Regions from separate parts of the Homo sapiens genome. Here region 1 is linked to region 2. A link is a contact called in ENCODE Hi-C or POLR2A ChIA-PET data. All regions are on one chromosome and are shown on one strand. The core of a region is the stretch at or near the end of the contact, and the rest is flanking DNA. Distances in the headings are between cores, read along the strand shown.

Region 1 (5,149 bases), core at 665-3,164, 320 kb before region 2:
TCCAGCACAGGGACTCTTCTGAAGGGAGATCTAGTTGGAAACATTCCCTGCTTATGTACATAATTCACTAGGGGTCAGGTAAGATTCCATTTTCTAAGAGCTGAACTTTAAACAGAAAGTCACTAGTGGTGCAATATTCACTCATTAGCATAAATCTCTACCCCCTAGAATGAAAAGCATTGGCTGCCTCTGCCAGGATGACAACTTTACAGTGAGAAGCTGGAGCCGCGGACCATGAACTCCTGGAAAGTTCTATCAGGGCCTCAGAAGGGCTCACCACCTTCACCAGCCTAAACTTAGTGGTCACCCATCCCACGCCACCCTCTGCATAGACAGGGCATCTGTGACATGGGAATTTTTTAAAAATAAAAAGATGGGCCAAAGGGTCAAGAGCAGGCAATGCCTTACAGGGCTGACATAATTGCTGTCTGGGATTGGGGGATGGGGAGGAGCATTCTGGATGTTTCTATTCTTGGCAAGGAAAGCACCTCCGGGTCCTGCACCATCAAAAAACACTCACACACCAATGTTCTCAGGGAATGAATGATAGGCCCGTGCTAAGCGGTCTCATCTTGAGTTGTGATGATGGGGAAAAAGGTGTGGAGGGCTGGAGGCGGGGTGGTGGTCAAGGGTAGATGTGTTTAACTAAGGGGGATGGGAGGAGAGTGAATGGATAAAGGGGGGGGCCTGGGGAAGGTGTGGACGGTTAAGAGGGAGGGGAGGAAGGTGTGGACGACTAAGGGAGGACAGGAGACGGAGGGTGTGGACGGCTAAGGAGGCTTGGGGAAAGGTGTGAACGACTGGGGGGTTGGGGATGGCCAGCAGCACCCCCGTGCAACAGCAGCGAAGGCAGGCCGTGGGGGTGGCCGCTCCTAGACCCTCACAACCCCCCTCTGTGGGCGTGTGCCCGGCTGCGCATTCGCACCGGCCAGGCCATCGGGCCGCAGAGCCAGCACTCACCCCACGACTCCCTGGTTGTAGTTCCTCCGTTTCCACGGGGTCCCGCTGTACACGACCCCGCCGCCGTCTGCTCGGCCGCCCCCCGCGGCCCGCCCTCCGCTGGGCTGCAGCAGGCTGTAGTTGAGTCCATACGTGCTGGCCTTGTTGTCGCGCTTCCTCTTGTTGCTGCTGCCCGAGGCCGAATCGGCTGGATCGGCGGCGGGGACGGCGGCCGAAGGGTGCGGGGACGAGGACGCCGAGGGAGGCGAGGACGCCGAGGAGCCCGCCCGGCGGGCCCAGGCCCCGGGCTGGTGGTGGTTGTTGTTGTTGTTGGTCGTCTCTAGGGGCAGGAAGTCCCGCTGCTCCGCGGGCAGCGCGTGGCTGCCCAGCAGGCGCTCCCCGGAGCGATACATGCCGGCCGGGGCCGGGGCCGGGGCCGAGGCCGCGCCGCCGGGGCTGCCGGTGCTGCTGCCGCTCCCGCCGGTGGCCGTGCTGCTGCTGCTGCTGCTGCCGCCGCCGCCGCTCGCGCCGCCGCTGCTGTGACAGTGGTGGTTGAAGTAGAGGTTCCTCAGCCCCTGGGTCGTCTCCCAGATCTGCATCCACAGACTGTTGGACGGTCCGAGCTGCTCTGGCTGAAACCAGGCGATCCTCGGATCCATCAAACGGCGGCGGCCGCTGCCCCCGCCCCTCCCGGCCGCCCGCAGGGCCGCCGCCGCCGCCGCCTCAGGCGCACGCCCGGCCTCGGCTGCTGCTGCTGCTGCCGCTGCTGCCGCTGCTGCTGCTGCTGCTGCTCGGGGCCCGCCGCGGGCGGCGCGGTCGCGCAGGGAGCCCGGCCGGCGCCGGCGGCGTCGCTCCCGCCCTCGGGGGCTCCGCGGGCCCTCCCCCCCTCCCTCCGCCCCTCCGCCCCTCCGCCGAGCCCCTGTCACTGGGGTCCCCGTGCAAATGGCGGCGGCGGCGGCGGCGGCTCCACAGAAGAGCGAGCGGCGGCGGCGGCAGCGGCGGCAGCGAGACGCGCCTGCTCCGTAGCGTCCTCGCTCCTCCGGCCCCGGGGCGGGGCCTCTGCCGGCTCCGCCCCTCTCGCTCCGCCCCCCCCCCCCACCGCCCCGCCCTCACGCGCTCGCCCCGCCCCCGCTGCGCCGCGCAGCAGCCCGGGAGGCCTCGCCGTGCGTCACAGAGGCCGCGGCGCGACGGGGCCGCAACCGCCTGGCCCAACCGTACTTGCGCCATCTGTGGAGTGCTCCCACGTACCTGGGCGTCCGGGAGCTTCTGAGGCGCGCGCGGCTTCTCCGCCTCGGCTTCCCCGGTGCTGAGCGTGGACGAGGCCGCATGGAGGTTGCCGCCCGCCCCGCAGGGAGCGCGTTGTGGGAGGTGCCACTCCGCCCCTCGCTCCTCGCCCCTCCCATCCCTGTGGCCGCCGGATCCCGGGCCCTCGCAACCCTTCCTGACGTCTTGGCTTCTGCCTGCTTTCTAAAACACTTTCTTTTTAAAAAAAAAAAAAAAAAAAAAAACAGCCTATAACACTTTTTCTGGTGGCGTGGGGACACGCCCCCTGCCCGAGCGTGTGCCCCGGGGTCCTGACGCGGGCTGCGCGAGACCCTGCACGGCTACGTGTGCCCCGCCCTGCTGCGCCCTGGCCGGGGTGGGGGACCCCTCACCCCGGCCTGAGGCCACAGAAACCTGTACCCCATGCATAGCCCTGGGGGAGACCACTAAGACTGAGAGTGTGAGCCAAGGGCGGAAAGCCGCAGCCGCACACTCAACCCACTTTACAGGGACACGCAAACACGTGTAGATGCACAGAGAAGCAGACACACTCCTGCGCGGCGTAGCAAAGACGCTCTCCTGCCCTAAGGTGCACCAACAGCCTTAGAAAGCTCTTCTGAGTTCAGCATTAAATTTTAAGAAAACCCAAAACCTTTTAATCCTAAAATGAAGATTTAGCATCAGCAAAGATTGTCCACTAGGTCGTTATTTGCATGTCTTTCAAATCTCAGTGGTTAAAAAGCCAAGGAAAGGGGAATGTTAAGTATTTTAAATCAAGAGACTAAAAGAAAGTAAGTGAACAGCTTCTATGTGGGCCCTTTAAGGTTGGTCCAACGTCCAGAACAAGTCCCTGATGCCTGATATTGGCCTTCCATTTTGGGAGCTCAATATCCTGGAAAGTTTTTATGACAAATAGTGGAAAACTATCAAAGAACTAAGTGTCGCTCTACCTTTTTCTTTCTTTCGAGACTAACTCTTGCTCTGTCATCTGGAGTTCAGTGACTCATTCACAGCTCACTGCAGGCTCGGCCTCTTGGGTTCAAGCGATCCTCTTGCCCCAGCCTCCGAGTAGCTAGGACTATAGGCACGCGTCAACATGGCATAGAGACGAAGTTGCTCTGCGCTGCCCAGGCTGGTCTGGAACTCCTGGACTTAAGCGATCCTCCTACCTCAGACTCCAAAACTGCTGGGATTACAAGGGGGTGAGCCACCACGCCTGACCTTACTTTTTTTTTTTTTTTTGGTAAGAGAATAAATAGCACGACCAGAAATACGGAAAACACACAAAGACCCTTCAGCTGCAAACAACAGCTTCCTTGGTAGTTTATGCAGCCTGTTTCTTGTATGGGCTGCTCTAAGGGACCATGGAGACAGGCCTTTCAGATGTATGTTCATGTCTTTGACCTTGCACTACGCCAATGTAGGCTCCAGGCAGATATTCGAGGTGCCTTTGAAAAGCTCCAGGGCACTGTGGCCAGGGTTCACATTGGCCAAGTTATCATGTCCATCTGCAACAAGCTGCAGAATAAGGAGCATGTGATTGAATCCCTGCTCAGGGCCAAGTTCAAGTTCCCTGGCTGCCAGAAGATCCACATTTCAAAGAAGTGGGGCTTCACCAAGTTCACTGCGGATGAATTTGAAGACATGGTGGCTGAAAAGCGGCTCATCGCAGATGACTGTGGGGTCAAGTACATCCCCATCATGGCCCTCTGGACAAGTGGCGTGCCCTGCCCTCGTGAGGGCTTCCACTGTGCTGCCCCCTCTTAATACTCCCCAGTAAATCCTACTTCCTGTCCACCAAAAACAAACAAAAAAAACCCTTCGGAATTTTGATTCATTCAATTTGATTGTTGCTGTTGCTTTACTAGAAATCAGTATTAAAAGTTTTCTCTGTCCGGGGGCGGTTGCTCACACTTGTAATCCCAGCGTTTTGGGAAGTCAAGGCAGGCAGATCACCTGAGGTCGGGAGTTCGAGACCAGCCTGACCAACACGGAAAAACCCCATCTCTACTAAAAATACAAAATTAGCCGGGTGTGGTGGCGCATGCCTGTAATCCCAGCTACTTAGGAGGTTGAGGCAGGAGAATCACATGAACCCAGGAGGTGGAGGTTGTGGTGAGCCGAGATCTCGCCATTGCACTCCAGCCTGGGTGACAGAGCGAGACTCCATCTCAAAAAAAAAAAAAAAAAAAAGTTTTCCCTGAATGAAATTTGCTATGTACTAATTATTACATAGCCAGGAAAATAAGTAGCCGTATTTTTTGTGTTATTTACACTGACAAAAATAAAACATTGTATAGAAATAGATTTTGTTTGCTGACCTCATATTTGTTTTAAAAATTGAATCTCTGGCCGGGCGTGGTGACTCACACCTGTAATCCCAACATTTTGGGAGGCTGACGCGGGCAGATCATGAGCTCAGGAGTTCCCGAGACCAGCCTGGCCAATGTGGTGAAACCCCGTCTCTACTAAAAATACAAAAAATTAGCCGGGTGTGGTGGCACATGCCTGTAATCCCAGCTACTTGGAAGGCTGAGGCAGGAGAATCATTTGAACCTTGGAGGCAGAGGTTTTGGTGCGCCGAGATCGCGTCATTGCACTCCAGCCTAGGTGACACAGTGAGACTCTGTCTCAAAAAAAAAAAATTATATATATATATATCTATCTCTCTCTCTCTCTCAGCAGGATGCAGTGGCTCATGCCTGTAATCCCAGCACTTTGGAAGACTGAGGTGAGAGGATTACTTGAAGCCAGGAGTTTGAGAACAGCCTAGGCAACATGGTGAGACCTCTGTCTCTACAAAAAATTTAAAAATGAGCTGGGCCTTTTCCTTTAACGTAGGATCAAGGTAATAAAAAAGAAAAAAATATTCAACATGAAATTTGGAGGAGACAGATATCCAAACTATTATCAGATGCTAATTCATCAGTTACACCATAGTAATATC
Region 2 (4,783 bases), core at 94-2,593:
TCTTGCTCTTTTTAATGTCATGTGAGTTGTTCTCAGTAGGAATTTATTGATGTATTCACTTGTTTACAGTTCCTTCCTCAGTGGCCGCTCGACTGTCCCCGGACAGGGGCCAGGTTTGACTTGCCCACTCTTGTGTCCCTAGGCTTCAGGAGAAAGGGTTAGTGGGATGGAGAAGGGATTCACAGTGCCTGGCATGTAGTTGGCATTTAGGAGATATTGACTGAATGAAGGAGCCGCTTGTCCCCCATCTTACCTGAATTCCTGTCTCTTTTTTCCTGTTTCTGTCCTCCTCTCCACTGGAGCCCCCACATTTCTTCTTGTTCTTTGAGGAAGAACAAGAACTTCTCCATGAGCCCATGGAGCTGACTTCTCTTGACAGTGTTGGGATTGCTGGCAGGGCTTCTCCAAGGGCCACTTCTGTGAAAAAATCCAATCTGGAGGTAGGGCATGCAGTGGTGAACCTGTGCAGCGGAGTGGGCTGAGGAAGGGAGTCTGGACACAGTTCAGCCGCCTTCCTGGCTGGTAGGTGCCCGCTGAAGCCAGGGGGCAACATGGATGCTGGTCTGGACATCTGGATCTGACCCTTTCTGCACAGGTTTGGTCACTTTGCTCCAGGACAGTTTTTATTTTTGCATTTTTATTTAGAGACAGGGTGTCACTTTGTCACTCATGCTGGAATGCAGTGGTGTGATCATAGCTCACTGCCACCTCCAACTCTCGGGCTCAAAGAAGGAGGGCTCGTTTACACTGCTGGGGACTCCCTCTGTCCATGAGATAGTGGGATCCTTCCATTTCAGGGGTATCTAGCCCAGCCCACTCCTGGGAAAGCAGTTCCGTTGTGAGGATTGCCAATGCCAGATTGTAAGGCTGATCTGGGAGCCAGTTGGTCATTCTACACAACACAGAGGTGGAAAGAGTTGGCTGTGATTCCTTCAAGTTTAACAAGCAATCTGAGTAACTGCCTGGAATAGCCGGCTTGACCATCCCCAGGGCTCAGATGACGTGGGTCTGGGGACAGCCACATGATATGGGTGCTGCTGCATTGTTGGTGTGGGACTGGGGATAGAGGAGAAAACGGCTTGCTCTGGCTGGGTTGGCAACATTGGAGGGTGAATGAGGGCCCAGCGGGAGCAGGGATCAGACCAGGAGGCGAGTGGAACCAGGCTAGAAAGGGTCTTGAAGGCCACAGGCCAGCCTGCCATGAAGCCTCCCTAATTTGAGTCCTCAGCCTGCCAAAAATACGGTTCATTCTCCCTGGGGGTAGAGAAAGAGCCTCCCTGGGTCTCCAGACCTCTCCTCCATAGCCGGTTGTGGGACAGATGATGGCCTTTCTGCGTGTGCGTGGGCGGGACTGTAGTGTATGTACAAGGATCCACACAGGACTCGCCTGGAGCATGGCGCCCGCCCAGGGGCTCTTTGGGGAATTTGTTGGCTGCAGTGTGAGTCTAATGAGCAAAGCATTTGGTGGTGGGTCTGTGGGTTCCCCAACAGGGTTTGGTCTCCCCAAGTCCCTCAAAGTGGAGCTGTTTAAGCTGGCGGAGTCTTTTCTAGGCCCCTGCTGTTGCTTTTAGGGAACTTGCTTATGTTATGTTGCCTTTTCTTTTTCAGTGGGAAGTGTCGGTGTGAGTAATTATATATATTTTCACAAACTCGAACTATGCTTCATTTAAACTTCTATAAACATGTCTGTGTAATTCTAATTAACTGCTCGCATAAAGCCATCACAAGTTACATGGGGAAATGCTCATTTGCCAGACTGTTGCCTAAAAGCCAAGGAAAATATTATGTTCTTCCAACAAACGGACTATTCATGTAGACTGTTACCAAGATAAACAGGAGATATTTGAGGACAAGTGAGATTCTAAGCAGCGATGGCTGAGCCTCCCGTAAGTGGTGTTATTCAGGGTTGGCAGGGTGGGTGGCTTGATTGAGTGATAAATGCTCTTCAAGAAAAATGCCTGAATTTGGAATGTGGGGTCAGGACCCTGGAGATGGGCCATCTGGTGGTGCTCTTTGGGCAGGAGGCCACTGTGAATTTCGTGAAAAGTCTGAATCGGAGAAGAGTCAACGAAATGGCTTGCACTTGTACTTCCAGGAAGTTCTTTTAGCAGTTCATACTAGGGTCACTAAGAAAGTGTGTAAAAAGAGATTCTTGGGGCTGCTTTAATAAATGTGTAAGAGTGATTTCAAGTTAATCATTCAGACTGGGCATGGTGGCTCACGCCTATAATCCCAGGGTTAGGGGATATTCTACCCCCAGAAAAAGAATGGAATAGCTCTTTCTCTACCCCCACTGAAAAAAAAAGGCAACATAACAATTTTTCCGGAGGCCGAGGCAGTAGGATTGTTTGAAGCCTGAAGTGTGAGACCAGCCCAGGCAACATAGACCCTATTGCTACAAAACATAAAAATGCAAAAATTAGCCTGGCGTGGTGGCACATGCCTGTAGTCCCAGCTACTCGAGAGGCTGAGGTGAGAGAATTGCCGGAGCCCAGGAGCTCAAGGCTTCAGTAAACTATGATTGAGCCGCTACACTCCAGCCTGGGAGATAGAATGAGACCCCAACTCAAAAAAAAAAAAAGTTAGCTGTTCATTCATTCATTCTTCCATCCAATCAAGTATTACTGAGCGTCTGTCGTGTCCCAGACTAGGTAGGGTTCTTGCTGCTGCAGTGAGAAACATCCAAACCCCTGCCCTCCTGGAGCTGATGTTCTGCTTGTTGTTGTTGGTAACCAGACAAGGAAGTGAAATGTATACAGTTTGTCAGAGACGAGGGCTCAGGAAGACAAGGAAGGATGAGGGGTGGGGGAACTGGTGAAGACTGTCTGGTGTGTTTGAGGAGGGATGAGGCGGGGGCCTGCTCTGTGGCTGGAGGCTGGAGCGAGCAGGTGATCGGGAGAAGTGGGTGATGAGGTCAGATGGCTGACCTGGGCCGGGAGATGTATCTCTTTTATTTTATGCGGAAGATGTTTCTGAGCTGCTTGGCAATTATATTTTTTAATATCTTTTCCTTCACAGAATGGTAAAGTCCTTAAAATGTTGCAATACTTGCTCAATTGCAGCAGATAAGAATACTACACAAAACTATAGAGAAGAAAATCAAACCCTCCGGAATGTCCCCCTGAAGAGGACCACTGTTGCAGCGGGGACCCTCCTTTCAGGCATCCTCATTTTATCATGTCCCTTTGCTTTCTTCCCCAGTGGCCTTTTCAAAGGTCAGAGAGAAATGCTTAGTCAAACCCCTACTTGAGTATCACAGGTGACTAATTTTGGGATCGAAGATTAAGGAGGTTTTGTTGCGTCCTTAAAGAACTTGGAATTGGAGTCCAGGTAGTTTTGGTAAGTCATCAACAGCTGGAAAGAACTGTCGGAAAGTGACTCACTTTCAGGCTGATAGTTCTGTGTAGAAAACATTCCCTGTAATGGTGAACATGTATTGATTCCTTCCTGCGTCCCAGGCACTAGACATAAGCAGTCCCTATTCAGTTCTTTCGATTCTCACAGCAACTCTATGAGGTTGGTGCTGTTATTCTTATTATCACAGGCAAGGAACAGGGTTAGGGAGGGTAATGACCTTCCCCAATCACACAGGTGGTTAGGGACTGGGACCTCAACATCAGAGTCCTGGCTCTGGGCAGGAGTTAAGGTTGAAGATGCCATGAATCAATCCAGCCTGACTTGTTCCCCTTCCCCTTAACTGCATTTTGGGTAGCCCCTGCTGCTGCGTGCCCTGGCCATGTTGAGAGCTTTGCCTCTCTCATTTGCTCTTAAGAAAGGCATCTTGGAAGGTTCTCTTTGAGTCCTCTGGGCTGGATTGACCAGAGACAGATGTAATAATGCACATCAAAGCCCATCCCTGGCATGTGACAGCCCTTTCTTTTTTATTTTTTGAGACAGGGTCTTGCTCTTTCACTCAGGCTGGAGTGCAGTGGTACAATCTCCGCTCACTGAAGCCTCGACCTCCCGGGCTCAAGCAGTCCTCTGGCCTCAGCCTCTTGAGGAGCTGGGACTACAGGTGCATGCCACCACACCTGGCTAATTTTTGTATTTTTTGTACAGATGGAGGTTTCACTATGTTGCCTAGGCTGGTCTCGAACTCCTGGGGTCAAGAGATCCACCTGTCTTGGCCTCCGAAAGTAATGGGATTATAGGCGTGAGCCACCACACCTGGCCAGCCCTTTTCAATAAGCAAGAGATTTTATTATTAGTACATTCTTCTGAAACCTTGTTGGTCCCTCGGAAAGGGCCTGGAACCGCCTGTGTCTTAGGGGGCTGGATGGATTAGGTCTGGATGTTATGGTCTGTTTCTGACCACTTCGTTCATTCACGCCCTCGCTCATTGATATTGAGGTGTGATTTTTCCAGCAAGAGAGTCCCCTGGTCTCAAGTTTCCGGAGGCACCCACTACAATCTAGATTCCAATTAGCTTAATTGCTTCATATTAGACTTCTTAGAAAAGATTTTTTTTTTCTTGCTGATGGCTGCCTTTCCAGGAATGTCTCCCCCACTGCCTTCCTTCCTGCTTCTTCCAAGCTTGTTTCTTTCAACTTTATTTCTCTGGTACTGACCTGCACCTCAGTCCTGTTAGACCCGGTGCCATTGTGTCAGTTTACATCTGAGAGGCCAAAGTGACACCAGGAAAAAAAAAAGTATATATTATATATATGTATGGAGAGAAAGAGAGAATGGGAGCTTATATATCCCATGTATGTAAAATTACATGTGTTATTTTTAAATAGAAAATTTCTTTTTAGGGTGTGTGTATGTTTCAGTGAAAGAACTG

The links. A loop is a pair of places that touch in the nucleus more often than their neighbours do. ChIA-PET counts read pairs that join two places held with the same protein, here RNA polymerase II (POLR2A). Pooled maps may share reads with other maps.
Region 1: a map of ascending aorta shows a loop between it and region 2 (11-fold over the local background). The contact joins the promoter of TENT4B here to the enhancer-like site in region 2. A Hi-C loop is called at or near these places in 1 of 168 maps with a recorded cell type or tissue (ascending aorta) and 5 of 50 pooled maps. POLR2A ChIA-PET finds 5 or more read pairs at or near these places in 1 of 52 experiments (H1).

Annotation. Positions count from the first base shown.
Region 1 is chr16:50,150,071-50,155,219 of GRCh38, reverse strand. It overlaps TENT4B (terminal nucleotidyltransferase 4B), which reads right to left and starts at 1,914. Exons shown (of 12, transcript NM_001365324.3): 1 at 961-1,914. The coding sequence starts at 1,598. It also overlaps the pseudogene RPL10P14 and the pseudogene LOC124900375. RefSeq lists enhancers at 214-263, 1,901-2,858 and silencers at 1,075-1,244, 1,365-1,414, 1,595-1,694, 1,925-2,084, 2,195-2,364 and 1 more.
Region 2 is chr16:49,825,319-49,830,101 of GRCh38, reverse strand. All of the region lies in intron 1 of ZNF423 (zinc finger protein 423), which reads left to right. Among named protein-coding and RNA genes, the nearest start is that of ZNF423, 28 kb to the left of the region's middle. RefSeq lists an enhancer at 1,175-1,722. Within about 2 kb of position 1,343, at least 8 of the 41 ENCODE cell types and tissues checked have a DNase peak (open chromatin) inside an H3K27ac peak, as active enhancers do; they include ascending aorta, where a contact is called at or near this core.